Linked DNA regions of Homo sapiens: region 1 is linked to region 2. A link is an interaction called in ENCODE POLR2A ChIA-PET data of the cell type or tissue named here. Cell type or tissue: PC-3. All regions are shown on one strand. Links, peaks and the distances in the headings refer to the core of each region. The heading gives the core; the rest is flanking DNA. Region 1 has its middle 12 kb from the start of ID1. Region 2 overlaps HM13 (histocompatibility minor 13).

Region 1 (7,631 bases), core at 2,525-5,024, 51 kb after region 2:
GCAGGCCTCCCAGGGTATGTCCGTGGGAGTGAATCACTGGCTCATAGGGTGTTTTCAAATGTTCACTTTTGGTGGATATTGCCAAATTGAGTTCCCAAGTGGTCATACCAGTTTACACACCCACCAGCACTGGATGAGTGTTATTTTCCCACATGCTCACCAACATTTTTTTTTTCTTTGAGATGGAGTCTCGCTCTGTCGCCCAGGCTGGAGTGCAGTGGTGCGATCTCGGCTCACTGCAAGCTCCGCCTCCTGGGTTCACGCCATTCTCCTGCCTCAGCCTCCCGAGTAGCTGGGACCACAGGCGCCCGCCGCCACACCCAGCTAATTTTTTTGTATTTTTAATAGAGAGAGGGTTTCACCGTGTTAGCCAGGATGGTCTCAATCTCCTGACCTCATGATCTGCCCGCCTCGGCCTCCCAAAGTGCTAGGATTACAGGCGTGAGCCACTATGCCCGGCTTCACCAACATTTTCTATATTATCAGACTTTAAACTTTTGTTTTATTAATTTTTTTCTTTTTGAAGACAGGCCTTTATTTTAATTTTATTTTTTGAGACAGCATGTCACTTTGTCACCCAGGCTGAAGTGCAGTGGCAGCATCTTTGCTCACTGCAGCCTCAACCTCCCAGGCTCAAGTGATCCTCCTGCCTCAGCCTCCCTGGTAGCTGGGACTACAGACATGCCATCATGCCTGTCTAATTATTTCCTTAAACTATTTTCTTTTTTTTTTTTGAGACGGAGTTTCGCTCTTGTCACCCAAGCTGGAGTGCAATGGCGCGATCTCGGCTCACCGCAAACTCCGCTTCCCGGGTTCAAGCGATTCTCCTGCCTCAGCCTCCCGGGTAGCTGGGATTACAGGTGCCTGCCACTATGCCCGTCTAATTTTTGTATTTTTAGTAGAGACTGGGTTTCACCATGTAGGCCAGGCTGGTCTTGAACTCCTGACCTCAGGTGATCCACCTGCCTTGGCCTCCCAAAGTGCTGGGATTACAGGTATGAGCCACCACGCCCAGCCCTTTAAAATATTTTCTGGAGATGAGATCTCACTGTATTACCCAGTCTGGTCTCAAAATCCTGCGTTCAAGTCATCCTTCCACCTTGGCCTCCCAAAGTGCTGGAATTATTGGTGTGAGCCACGTGCCAAGCCAGACTTTAATGTTTTTTGCAGGGTGACACAGCAGTTGCCTCCTGCTGACATCCCAGATATGCAAATGCTGGGGCTCAGGAGCATCGGCCTAACCCTTCCTCACTTTGTCTGTCTCAGCTGGACTATCACCTCCTCCTTCAGGAAGGCCTCCCCAGTCTACCTTAGCTGACTGGCAGCTTCCCATAACCTCGCGTGCTTTCCCATCACAGCACTGGGAACTTGAGGGGTGACTGTCTCATTATGGTCTGTCTTCCCCAGCGGACTGTGAGCTCCCCAGGAAGAGGTCACATTTGCAGGGCCATTGAACAGGCTGAAAGGAACACAAAGTTGCTACAAATAGTACTTTTGTGGAAGGCTCCATCTACTTGAAGTAAGGAGTTCCTTTCTCTAATTCCTACAAAGTACGCCCTTGGGATGGCAGTAGCTCACCTACCCACCACACCTCTGTGTCCTCAGCATCTGGATACAGCAGCAAGGAAGCACCACATGGCTGGTGGTGTTTATTCCCATTTGGGTACCCTCAACTAAATGTAGCTCTGAAGAGCATGAGCCTAGGTCATGTTCTTTCCATGCTTTGCCTAGCACAAAGCAAGTGTACAATAACCATTTATTATTTAATGATTCTAAAGCTCTGTATTTCAGTGGTGGAGGATATACCCAATTAGAGGTATTATAGTCACTGTAATAATAACTAGTGCCTACTGAATGCTGACTGCCAGGAACCTGTGTGGTTTTTTTCTTTTCTTTTCCTTCTTTTTTTTTTTTGAAACAGAATCTCACCCACGCTGGAGTGCAGTGGCGCAATCTCAGTTCACTGCAACCTCCACCTCCTGGGTTCAAGCAATTCTCCTGCCTCAGTCTCCTGAGTAGCTGGGATTACAAGCACTCTCCACCACACCTGGCTAATTTTTGTATTTTTAGCAGAGACGGTTTCACCATGTTGGCCAGGCTGGTCTCAAACTCCAGACCTCAGGTGATCTGCCCTCCTCGGCCTCCCAAAGTGTTGGGATTACAGGCGTGAGCTACTGCCCCGGCCCCAGCTTTAACAAAATTTTTTTTTGTAGAGATAGGGTCTTGCTGTGTTGCCCAGGCTGGTCTTGAACTCCTGGCCTCAAGTGATCCTCCTGCCTTGGCTTCCCAAAGTGCTGGGATTACAGGTGTGAGCCACCTCACCCAGCCCCTCTTTTTTTTTTTTTTAATACGGTCTCCCTCTGTTGCCCAGGCAGGAGTGCAATGGCAAGATCGGGGTTCACTGCGGCGTCAACTCCTGGACTTAAGGAATCTTCCCATCTCAACCTCCCCAGTAGCTAGCACTACAGGCATGTGCCACCAGGCCCAGCTGATATTTTTTTTTAATTTTTTTTTTTTTTTTCTGAGACAGAGTCTCACTCTGTCGCCTAGGCTGGAGTGCAGTGGCGCGATCTTGCCTCACTGCAAGCTCCACCTCCTGGGTTCACGCCATTCTCCTGCCTCAGCCTCCTGAGTAGCTGGGACTACAGGCGCCCGCCACCACACCTGGCTAATTTTTTGTATTTTTAGTAGAGAGAGGGTTTCACCGTGTTAGCCAGGATGGTCTCGATCTCCTGACCTCGTGATCCACCCGTCACGGCCTCCCAAAGTGCTGGGATTACAGACGTGAGCCACCGCGCCGGGCCTTAATTTTTAATTTTTATTATTAATTTATTTATGGAGAGGTCTTGCTATGTTGCCCACGCTGGTCTTGAATTCCCGGCCTCAAGTCATCCTCCCACCTCAGCCTCTTCAAGTGTTGGTATTACAGGCATTAGCCACCGCGCCCAGACTTAAATCACATAAACTCTTTTTTTTTGAGACCAAGTCTTGCTCTGTCGCCCAGGCTGGAGTGCCGTGGCACGATCTCGGTTTACTGTAACCTCCACCTTCCTGGTTCAAGCGATTATTTTGCCTCAGCCTCCTGAGTAGCTGGGACTACAGGCGCGAACCACCACGCCTAGCTAATTTTTTTTTTTTTTTTTGAGATGGAGTCTTGCTCTGTCGCCCAGGCTGGAGTGCAGTGGTGCAATCTTGGCTCACTGCAAGCTCCGCCTCCTGGGTTCACGCCATTCTCCTGTCTCAGCCTCCTGAGTAGCTGGGACTACAGGCGCCCGCCACCACGCCTGTCTAATTTTTTATATGTTTTTAGTAGAGACGGGGTTTCACCATGCTAGCCAGGATGGTCTTGATCTCCTGACGTCGTGATCCGCCCGCCTCGGCCTCCCAAAGTGCTGGGATTACAGGCATGAGCCACTGCACCCGGCCTTTTTTTGTATTTTCAGTAGAGACAGAGTTTCACCATGTTGGCCAGGCTGGTCTTGAACTCCTGAACTCAAAGCCTGCCTTGGCCTCCCAAAATGCTGGGATCACAGGCATGAGTCACCGCACCTGGCCTATAGCTTCCTTTTAAACAGCACATCGTTGCTTTTGCATCAGCCAGAAAAAAAAAATACTTTTTAGAAGAAAACGTACATTATCATGAGTCATAGTATTTGAGGAGTACAGCTCTGAAGCGGCCTGAGGTGAGGGTGCAGCTGGAGGCGCCGCCCCCTGGTGACTGGGTACTCAGGGTTGGGTTGAGCCAGGAGGGTGGTGGTTGCCTCAGGCTCTGTGAGGTGGGCAGGGAGCTGGGCAGGGAGCTGGGCGGGGTCCTGAGACATTCAACCTCAGCTGGTTCCTGGGTTCCGGGCCCTGGAGCAGTGAGGGAAGCCAGTTATATGGGAGGCAGGTGAGTCAAAGGAGGGTCAGGCTGGGTGCCAGAGAGGAGGGCCACTGCTTCTGTGAGGGGGCCTCTGGGGCCTTCCGTCCATCACCCAGTGGGCATATGGGGACACCACCGAGGCCCAGAGACCTCTTGCCCAGTCTCCCCACTCTCACCTCAGAGGTCCTTGCAGCTAGGGGCAGTGGCCTCTGCTGAGCTTTGCCCAGGGTGTAGCCAGTTGGCCTCAGGGCACTCCTGACTGGTGGCATGAGCCTCCCAGGCTGCCAGGGTCAGGTCAGCTCCCACGCCTCCACCCTGGGCAGGGCCCAGGCCTGCATTCATGGGTGCAAGAGGAGAGAGAGGCCTGAGCCCTGGATGGGTGTGGTTGTGTGTCCTTGGGGCTGATGCAGGATTTTTTTTTTTTTTTTGAGACGATGTCTTGCTCTGTTGCCCAGGCTGCAGTGCAGTGGCACGATCTCGTCTCACTGCAACCTCCATCTCCTGGGTTCAAGCAATTATCCTGCCTCAGCCTCCCGAGCAGATGGAGTTACAGGCGTGCACCACCACGCCTGGCTAATTTTCGTATTTTTAGTAGAGAGGGAGTTTCACCATGTGGGCCAGGCTGGTCTCGAACTTCCGACCTCATATAATCTGCCTGCCTTGGCCTCCCAAAGTGCCGGGATTACAGGCGTGAGCCACCGCACCTGGCCTTTCTGCAGGATTCTGAATTGTGTATGTGTGGAGAGTAAGGGGACTGTGTGCTCTAGAAGGGCTGTGGTGGGAGGTCTCTGGCCTGGTGCAGGTGGGTGTTGGTTGGGTCTGTGCACTGTGGGAGTGGGTGCCTGCAGGAAGCCAGTTTATCCTTTTGCAGGCAGTGGACTTCTCTAAGGCTGCGGGCATGTGTGTTGGCATCTTGGAGTCCCAGGTGTTTTGGCGTGAGTAATACTGTATAGATGTAAGTGTGTGTAGTGTTTGCAATGTTGTAGTGTGGGTGCATGTGTCTGTGTGTCCTGTTTGTTGAGAGGATTCATTGCATGTGGTTCTGTTAGGAGTGATAATGGGGTGTTTTGAGACATTTCCTCCTTGGTCTCTATTTTTTGGTGTGTTGGTTATGCAGATTTGGTGTTTCGGTAGTGTGCGCGGAGGTCAGTGTGTTGGTTGTATATTATGGTGTACTGTTGTGCGTTGTGCATTTGGCAGGTTGTGTCTATTGGTGTGTGGCTGTTGGGTTTGTCTGTTGTGTCAGTCGTACATATAAATGCCACGTTGGGCGTGTGGGTGTGTGCATTTGTATATTGCTCTGTGGGTGTGCGAAGCAGTGTGTTTGTGTAACCCTGCAGGTTTGGCCTATGCTGAGTAACCTAAGATGGGAGCTCCCTGAGCCTTGGCTCTGCCCTTGCCTTTGGCTGCTGGAGACCCTGGGCAGCAATGGCCCTTTGTCCAGCCACAGGAAAACCCCACCCCCCTCCATCGGCAGGGGACTTGGGAGGGGCCCAGACTGGTAGGCTCCAGCCTCCCGTCCATTGTTCTGGGGCCTCTCTGGAAAACAGGATGGGAGGTGAAAGGTGGACACAGGCCTGGACCCCCACACTCCCTGAAACAACCCAGGGGCACAGCACAGAATCCTTAGGAGGGAGGGCCTGGGGACAGTCCCCATTTTGTGGATGAGAAAACTGAGGGGTTTCATTCCTATTAAAAGGGAGAGAGCCTGAAGCCCCACACCCTTTATGTGCCCACCCACAGCCTCCTGCCGGGTTTGGGGGATGGAAAAATGACACCCCAGAATGGAAACAAAACGGTCTATTGTGGTTTCCATTTCTGAATGCTTACCATGTGCTAAGTGCAGAAGTGTCATAACTCTGCAGGTTAAGTTCATATTTTGTACCCATTTTGCACAGGAGTACACTGAACCATAAGGCAACAATTTATTCTTCAAAGGACACTACTCTAAACATTACTGTATTTCAAGTAGTACGCTGTGTGACCTTGAGCAAGTTGCTTACCTTCTCTGGGCCAGGCCCTAGTTCAGCTCTGGGACACAGCAGTGACCAAAGGAGCCGTGGTTCCTGCTCTCTTAGAGCCCATAGCCTGGGCAGGGAGGAGGAGGCAAGGAATGGCAAATACACAAGAAAACAAAGATCATTTCTGATGGTAATGAATTCAGTGAATAAGAGCAGGAGAATGTAAAAGAAAGTAGCCTAGGGGGATCTGAGAAGGCCTCTGGGGAGGCGACATTTGACCTGAGACTTGAAGAATGAGGAGTCTGGCAAAGACCTGGGGCTGATCAGTGTTCTAGGAACAAGTAACAGCAAGGGCAAGGGCCCTGAGGCAGGACAGAGCTATTAATAGTTTAAGGAGGGAGGCCTCTGGGCTGGTGAGAGAAAGGGAAGGGGCCCAGTTGGGTAGTGGGCAGGGGAGGAGTTTGGATCTTATTCTCCGTGAGATGTGCTGGTTCTGGTGGTAGTGGGGGGGCCTGTAGTCTCCTGTTACAAGGGTTGGGGGTGTGGGGACAGCCAGAGCCAAAGGTCTCTCCCCCACAGCTCCGGCAGTCCCAGCCCAGAGGCGCCGGCCTGGCGGCTGGAAGATTGCACTGTGGGCACATCTGGGGAGCAGCTGCCGAGCCAGGGCCAGAGTGGGTCACGTGGCACAGGGCAGGACCGTCCTGGAGCCTACAAGGCCAAGACTCCTAGGAGGGGCAGTGGAGAACACTCTGGACGAGAACAGTGCGTCAACGAGGAGGAACTGTGCACTGTAGACGTCCAGGCACACGGCCCCCTGCAGCCCCACACAGCCCCTGCCTCAGGACAGAGTGCCTGGGTTCAATGCCACCTCCCAGCTTTGTGATCTGAAACAAGTCACTCAACCTCTCTGGGTCTCATGGCCTCAGCTGTGAAGGGGACATGATATTACTACCACAGTTCCACAGGCTGTTCTTTTTTTTTTTTTTTTTTTTTTTTTTTTTTTAATTTTTTGAGACGCAGTCTCACTCTGTTGCCCAGGCTGGAATGCAGTGGCACCATCTCAGCTCACTGCAACCTCTGCCTCCCGGGTTCGAGCGATTCTCCTGCCTCAGCCTCCCTAGTAGCTGTAGTAGCTGGGACTACAGGCTCCCGCCACCAGGCCTGGCTAATTTTTTCATATTTTTAGTGGAGATGGGGTTTCACCATGTTGGCCAGGCTGGTCTCAAACTCTTGACCTCAGGTGAACCACCCACCTCAGCCTCCCAAAGTGCTCCCAGGCTGTTTATTTCTAATTCAACAAATATTCGTTGAGCACTTCCCACATGCCAGGTGCTGCATGAGGCTCTGCGTGACAGCAGGGAACAGGACCTCCGTGGTCCCTTCCCTTCTAAGCACACAATTAATGCTTTAGAACCAGGCCTGGCATTGAGGAAACTCTTAGTAAATGTAAGCCATTTGCCTGGAGCTCTGGAGGCCAGAGGAGGCACCCTGGAAGGCAGAGAAGGAGGTGTGGTGACAGAAAAATCCTAAGGAAAGTGCACTCCCTTTTATCACCAGGTGCTGCAGTTGGCTCCTGGTATGGCTCATTTCACTCTCACAACCACCCTACGAAGAGGGATGAGCATTAGCTCCAATTTATGGATGAGGAAACTGAGGCCCAGTTTGTCAATGGCACAGCCAGGACTGGAGGCAGTGAAGGGCTGGTCCCTTTTTCTCTCTGGGGCTCAATATTCCCATCTGTGAAATGGGGCATTACAATAATACAGCTGCACCAGCTCCAGGGAGCAGTTGTGAAATCAGATGTGCCA
Region 2 (7,631 bases), core at 3,158-5,657:
GACTGTCCCCCGACTCAAGAAGGGTGAGACCAACCTCCAGAAGAGACGCAGGGACTCTGGTTTCCTCACAGCCACTGGCAACCCTAACTTCCTGTTTCTCTTTGTATTTCTGCCTCAGATATTCTCCCAGGAGTACATCAACCTCCTGCTGTCCATGTATTTCTTCGTGCTGGGAATCCTGGCCCTGTCCCACACCATCAGGTCAGAAGGCATCTCTCTGCAACATTTGAAGCAGCTTTCTCGGGAACCAGTACAGGGTCTTGGATGAGAACATGACTTTTGGCATCATTCAGAGCCAGGTTTGAATCCTGGCTATAAAACTCAAGGGACTCTTTCCCCTGCACACTGTAGATGACTAGGACAAGAACAATGACCTCTCTGGGCCACAGTTTCCTTATAGACATGATGAGGATCTGGTGGGTGTTTCCACCACCACAGCTGTTGGGAAAGTGATTTGTGAGCAGTAATGTCATGTTAGTTGTGACAGTACTCAGGTGAGTAACACCAGTACCACCTGCCGGGTGTTGTGGCCTAGCTGTGTGCTAAGTGCCATGTTGGGCTCCTCACACATGATCGTGTTTCGTAAGGAGCCAGAGGCAGCATAGTGAAAAGTTAGGAGCGTGGGCTCTGGCATTTGACTACCTTACTTTGAGTCCAGACTCTGCCACTTAATAGCTCTGTGATCTTGGGCAAGTTACTTAATCTCTCTGGCCTCAATTTCCTGGTGAATGTGGAGAAAAATAATAGTGCCCTTCCCATGGGGTCATGTGGAAAGCTTTTAGCACAGTATCTGGTGATTTAAAGTGTTCAGTAACTATTAGCTGTTACTGTCATTATCTGTGTTAACCTGCCAGACAACCTTATATGGGTTGCTTTTGCTTTCACACCTGTATGATAGTCATGGAAACTGAAGCCCAGAGAGGTTAAGAAATTTGCTAGGATCACACCACTAATAAGCAACAGAGCCAGGATTCAAACCCAGGTGTGGCTCCAGAGCCCATCCTCTTCCCACTGCTACCCTAACTCAAACTGCCACATGCTCGTGTCCTTTCAGTGGGGAGAGTGGTTCATTAGAGGGGGTTGCTACTTTTATTTTGGACAGGCCAGTTCTCCATTCTGCAGGACTATCCCATGTATTACAAACAGTTGGCAACCTTGCCCTGCTCACCAAATGGGAGTTGCATACCAGTATTCCCCAGCTTGTGACTACAGAGATGTCCCAGTATGTTTCTTTCTGCCCCGTTGAAGAGGTGCAGCCTCAGGCTGAGAAACACTGATAGACCAAGAGGTGGCCAGGGTTCCCAGAAGGAAGGAACTCACCTTGAACTTAGCTTTCTTTGAAGGGTAGGAAACCTGGAAGACGTACAAAGGAGGGAGAGGTCAGGTGCTAGAAAGTTTGTGCACATTGAGGGCATGGGCAGAATCTGCTCCCAAAAGCATTGAAAGCCAATATGAGGCCAGGTGGTGGCTCATGCCTGTAATCCCAGCACTTTGGGAGGCCAAGGCAGGCGGATCACAAGGTCAGGAGATTGAGACCATCCTGGCCAACATGGTGAAACCCCGTCTCTACTAAAAATACAAAAAAATTAGCTGGGCATGGTGGTGCATGCCTGTAGTCCCAGCTACTCAGGAGGCTGAGGTAGGAGAATCATTGAACCTGGGAGGCGGAGGTTGCAGTGAGCCGAGATTGCACCACTGCATTCCAGCCTGGCGACAGAGTGAGACTCCATCTCAAAAAAAAAAAAAAAGCCAATATGAATGTGGCTTCATTCTTCTAGGCACACTGGCAGGACAGTGTGGTAGTCAGGAGCACAGGGTCAAGAGGCAGGCAGCCTTGGGACAAACACCTGGTGCTGCCAGCTCTAATATGTGTAAATTACTCAAGCTCTGAGCATAGTTCTTCTACCTATAAAATGGAGAGACTACAGGTACCTCCTCAGAGGTGTGGGGAGGGTCTAGTGAGCCCCAGGCTGTAACATCCCTAGAGCACAGTGCCAAGCACACAGTGAGCCTAGTGGCTGGCCCAGGGTTACACAGCTGAGACTTCACCTCTGGTCTTCCCACTGAGGTCATTGTTGTCCTCACCTGCACTGACTCTTCACCCACAAAATTCTATTCTAGCTAGCTTGGGAGAATTCTAGTCCAGCCCCGCATCCTGAAAAATGGAGGCCCAGGGAACCTGAGTGACTTGGACCCAACCAAGATAATGGCAGGCCCAGTCGCCCTTGCTCACAGGACAAACCAGTCCTTTCGTGGTGGACCTGGGGTGGGGTGGGGGCAGTCACTTGCAGACATTGGGTGTCCTCCTTTCCCATGCTGATTAGGATCCTCCCCAACTGTAGCCCATCCTACCCCAGCATCTGTGAGACGCTTGAGACCCCCAAGTCTCCCCACAGCCCAGCCTCCACCTCAGAGAGCCCAGTGGGTTTTGAAAGCCACTGTTAGGCTGTGTGCTGAGGAACTGATTATTTAATGTTATAGCAACAACCCTACAATGAAGATCTTATCTCTACCCAGCTGCCTAGGCAGGGTATTTTGAACCTTTATCATCTTGACACCAAAGACTTTTTTTCCCTTTTAGAATAATAACTAAGGGACATTGTCCCAAATTTCTCATAGATGAGTAATCTATGTCAAGAAATAATTGAGGGTGGGCACGGTGGCTCACACCTGTAATCGCAGCACTTTGTGAGGCCAAGGCAGGTGGATCACCTGAGGTCAGGAGTTCAAGACCAGCCTGGGCAACATGGTGAAACCTTGTCTACTAAAAATACAAAAAAGTAGCCGGGTGTGATGACGCACCCAGCTACTCGGGAGGCTGAGGCAGGAGAATCACTTGAACCCAGGAGGTGGAGGTCGCAATGAGTCAAGATCGCACCACTGCACTCCAGCCTGGGTGACAGAGGGAGACTCCATCTCAAAAAAAAAAAAAAGAAATAATTGTCTATCTGTCTTTTAGCCACTTCATAATTTTTAGAGATAGATATTATCAACAGAAAATAAAACCAACAGCAGCTAAAACTGCACATGGTAAAATGTATGAGTGACTAGAAACTAACAGAAGAATAATTTTCTTAATGAAATTTAGAGCAACAAAATTTGACCTGGGAAAACCATACCTTTTAAAAATAATGGATCACCTGGGCATGGTGGTTCACACCTGTCATCCCAGCACTTTGGGAACCCTAGGCTGTTGGATCACCTGAGCTCAGGAGTTCAAGACCAGCCTGGGCAACATGTTGAGACCCTGTCTCCACAAAAAATACAAAAATTAGCCGGGTATGGTGGTGCGTGCCTGTGGTCCCAACTGCTCGGTAGGCTGAGGTGGGATGATCGCGTGAACCTGGGAGGCAGAGAGGTTGCAGTGAGCTGTGATCATGCCACTGCACTCCAGCCTGGGTAACAGAGTAAGACCCCATCTGAAAAATATAAAAAAAAAAAAAAAAGAATAATGGATGGCCATAGGCAGAAGGTATGCTTACCATATGGGGTTAAAGCTGGTCCACTAAAAAATTTGATGGGGACCAAAAACTGTCAGATGAAGGAAATCATTATTGTAAAATTAACATGAAAAAGAACTGAATCCAGTGAAAATAATTTTAGTAAGTAGGGGATGATTTGATCATGCTTTTTAGAAAGTTGGTCTACCAATTAAATGGATGTTTCAATTAAATCGAGTTTTCTTAAATATTTTCTCAAGGAAAGTCTACAGTGTTGTTAGAATTTTGATCAGCTGCCTGTATCCACAAACTTAGACCTTCCTCAGGATCCAAACAACAGATCCAAAGGTTTAAGACAGGGAAATTGGGCTCAGAGGGGTTATGTAACCACCAGGATTCACAGCTGGTAAGGGCAAAGTGAGGTTTTGAGCTCAGGTCTGTCTGACTCCAAAACCCCTATTCTTTACAGTTTTGGCAAAAGTGAAGTGGGGGGAGCTTAAAGAGGGTGGGCTGGCCACCTCCTGCCATTGAGCCTGTGGTCTCCCAAGGACTGGCAGAGGAGAGGCCTGCTGAAAGGCTGCAGAGAGCTGCACCCGAGCTGTGACAGCACAGGCTGAGGTTCTCAGGATTCCCTCCACCTCCACCACCACTTCCTAGCCCACATTAAGCCTCTTTGGAACAAACCCCAGCCTGGGGGATTGGAGGAAGGCAGGGGCCGCAGCCTGCCTTACCTTGTGTAGTCACCAAGATTCAAACCCAAGACATCCTTCCTGCAAAGGGAACCTCGGCTTACTTCATCATCTGTGTCTGAGCTCGTGCCCCACCCAGCTGACCTTAGAGGGAAAAAATGCCCAGAAGGACCAGATCTGCCACCCCAGAGGAGGAAGCCACATCACCAGTTTCACTGACCCTGCCTTCCACCCCCAGGGGAGAAGGGCACCAGGATGTGGCTTGTCAGTGGGAAGCAATGACCTTTACGTTTGACATGAGCCATCAAGGGCCAGGAAGAATCTCTGCCTGCTACAAAAGTCTGCATTCAGAGTCATTCAGCAAGCATTTTAGCAGATGTCTAGCAGGCACCAGGTATCTTCACCCCAGGGTAGGGTGAAGATGATGAGACGGGGCCTCTATTCTCAAGTCCACAGGCTCGCGCTAGCCAGGTTGCTTGACTCCTCCCCTGTGTAGTGCTAAGCAGCCTCTCTTTTCTTGGAATAACAAAGATATCAATCTAGAGACTTGCTACTTGAAGTTGAAGCTGCAGTTAAGTTTATAGGGTGCCAAGTGCTCATTTAATCCTCTCAATAGCCCTACAAGAAAGGTGTTGTAGCATTCCAGATGAGGAACAGTTGCACAGAGCAGTTAAGTAAGTTTCCCAAGATCAGACCACTAATAAGTGGCAGAGTTAGGATTTGAGCCCAGGAAGTCTGGCTCCGGAGTCCATGTCTTTAACTGTCACACTCTGCTGGTTGAGAAGCTGAGCACCAAGCTCCTAAGGAAGAGGCCGGCTAAGATGGGCAGAGTTCTTATCCATACCTGCACTCACACCCTGGCTTCAGACTCCCCCAAAACTGATTCAGCAAACTAATCTGAAAGTAGCTTCCTGTCACCCACCCAGCTTCTGCCTCCCACCGCCTCAGAACCCTGCTGTGGGAGCCCATTTCCGATTCTGGCCTTGCACCTGCTGCGCTTCTCTTCACAAAGCCCTCCCATCATTCATACCACAGCCCTACAGGCTAGGAGGGATCGGCTCTTTGACAAGTGGAGAAATAGAGGCCCAGAGATGGTTTTTTGTTTTTGTTTTTAGAGACGGAGTCTCGCTGTGTCGCCCAGGCTGGAGTGCAATGGCACAATCTCAGCTCACTGCAACCTCTGCCCCCCGGGTTCAAGCAATTCTCCTGCCTCAGGCTCCTGAGTAGCTGGGATTACAGGCACCTGCCACCACGCCGGGCTAATTTTTGTATTTTTTTAAGTAGAGATGAGGTTTTGCCATGTTGGCCAGGCTGGTCTCGAACTCCTGACCTCAAGTGATCCGCCACCTCAGCCTCCCAAATGTTGGGATTACAGGCGTGAGCCACTGCACCTGGCCAGAGAGGGTTCTTGAATCTACATCTTGCTCCATGCCACCAGGGTCTTTAAAGAGAGTTCCCTTGGCCGGGCGCGGTGGCTTACGCCTGTAATCCCAGCATTTTGGGAGGCCGAGGTGGGCGAATCACGAGGTCAGGAGATCGAGACCATCCTGGCTAACACAGTGAAACCCCTTCTCTACTAAAAATACAAAAAAAAATTAGTCGGGCATGGTGGCGGGTGCCTATAGTCCCAGCTACTCGGGAGGCTGAGGCAGGAGAATGGCATGAACCCAGGAGGCGGAGCTTGCCGTGAGCCGAGATCGCGCCACTGCATTCCAGCCTGGGCGACAGAGTGAGACTCCATCTCAAAAAAAAAAAGAGTTCCCTTTTCCCTCCCTTTATCACTGTGACCTGGGTACCTCCTGGCCTGCCTCATCCCTGCTAAAGACTCCATGCCAGGCAAAGCATTCATCCTGCCTTCTTTCATATCTTCATAGCAATGCTCTGAGACAGATGGTATTGTTAGCCCTGTATACAGATGAGAAGATTGAGGTCCAGGGAGACAGAGCCACTGAAATGGCTCTCCCACAGCCACATGGCAGAGCAGGCCTCAGTGCTGGGCCACCCAGGCATGTAGCCACTCCACAGTACTGCCACCAGGCTGGGTCAAGAGGCCTTGGTTTGCTAATCTTGCTCTGAAAAAAGTCCAGAAAAGGTCTCTGCTTCCTTCCTGGCTGGGAGGTGGGGCATGCTGGGTAATCAGAGAGAATGCTTCTAGAGACGAGGCCAAGCTGGTCTTAAACAACTGAGGCCTTGTGGAAGGAGTGAATGTGATGGTGATCCTGCCCAGGGGCTATGATTCATCTGGCTGATTGATTCCAGCTGAGTCTGTAAAAATCTCAGTCCTGCTGTTGGAAAGCAGAATGTCAAGTCATGGAGTGGGGTGGGGGTGACTGTCAGGTCATCTAACTTGATAGGTTTGGAAGGGAGTCCACAAATATGCTTCTTGACAAGGGACTCATATAGGTGGCATGTGGGCCAGACTTTGGGATCCTCTGCTCTCCCAAAAATGGTATTTTGCCTTCAGTCTATCTGCTTCTGCTTTGCATTTCTTTGATGTTAACAAAAAGGCAGTAGAGAAATCACTATGAGTGCAAAAACCTAGGTTTGAGTCTTAGCTGAGATATAGGACCCCTGTGTGACTCTGGGCAAATCACTTACCTTTTGAGGGCCTCTGTTTTCACATCTGTAGAGTGGGAACAGTAACACCTACCTATCAGGACAGCTGTAAGGGTGCCAGCTGTAAATGGGGCAGGGGTGTGTTAAGGCTGACTGCCCATGGGGGCTCTGTTTGCCGACTTGCTTTGTCTTTCCTTCCAGCCCCTTCATGAATAAGTTTTTTCCAGCCAGCTTTCCAAATCGACAGTACCAGCTGCTCTTCACACAGGGTTCTGGGGAAAACAAGGAAGGTCAGTGCTAACCACTTTCCCCTGTAGTGTGCCTTGGGTGTCTTCCTCCACCATTCCCTTTGTCTCTCCAATATTGGGGTTCTCCAATAGAGCAACTGATGAAGTGGGCTCTGGAATTCCATGGCCTGGATTCACATTCCAACTCTGCTATTGTCTAGACATGGGACCCTGGGTGAACGCCTTACCTCTCTGAGCATTGGGTGTTTTTGTTTTTGTTTTTTTTCCCATCTGTAAAATGAAAGTGTTAATCTAGTACCTCCTTCACAGTCATGTTGTTAAGATGGCGAGTCAATAAGTGGAAAGCATTCAGCATGGTGCCTGGCTCATAGTAAGCACTCAAAGTCGGCCTTCATGATTATTTTATTCGTATATATTTTTAGTGTGATCACTGCCTCACCTAAGGTTTGAAAAGGGGGTTCCACAGCTCTTTTTTCAAAAATAAAAACTGGCCAGAAACAGTGTCTCATGCCTGTAATCACAGCAATTTGGGAGGCCAAGACAGGATGATCACTTGAGGCCAGGAATTTGAGACCAGCCTAGGCAACATAGTGAGACCTCATCTCTACAAAAAAATTGTAAAAAAATGCAAACTATGGGGAAGTGTGGAGATCCTGGGATTTGTAGGTTAGTTAGGGTATGGATTCAAATGCTGTAAC

What was found. ChIA-PET counts read pairs that join two places held together with the same protein. Peaks named below come from ENCODE experiments on the same cell type or tissue, not always from the same donor. Only the 100,000 strongest peaks of a DNase experiment are listed, where the experiment ranks them.
Region 1: POLR2A ChIA-PET joins it to region 2 with 8 read pairs; 27 of 35 experiments call an interaction of 5 or more read pairs at or near these places.

What each region holds. Positions count from the first base shown.
Region 1 is chr20:31,589,774-31,597,404 of GRCh38, forward strand. No RefSeq gene overlaps it. Among named protein-coding and RNA genes, the nearest start is that of ID1, 12 kb to the right of the region's middle. RefSeq lists enhancers at 730-1,230, 1,231-1,731, 2,893-3,658, 4,425-5,190, 5,191-5,955 and 2 more and a silencer at 5,893-6,187. In PC-3, for the core only: a CTCF peak has its summit at 3,660; DNase peaks (open chromatin) are centred at 3,728 and 4,148; H3K4me3 peaks cover 820 bases; H3K27ac peaks cover 1,917 bases.
Region 2 is chr20:31,538,061-31,545,691 of GRCh38, forward strand. It overlaps HM13 (histocompatibility minor 13), which reads left to right. Exons shown (of 13, transcript NM_178581.3): 3 at 119-201; 4 at 6,887-6,975. Among named protein-coding and RNA genes, the nearest start is that of MCTS2, 5.5 kb to the right of the region's middle. In PC-3, for the core only: no CTCF peak of the experiment used is centred there; a DNase peak (open chromatin) is centred at 4,331; H3K27ac peaks cover 1,280 bases.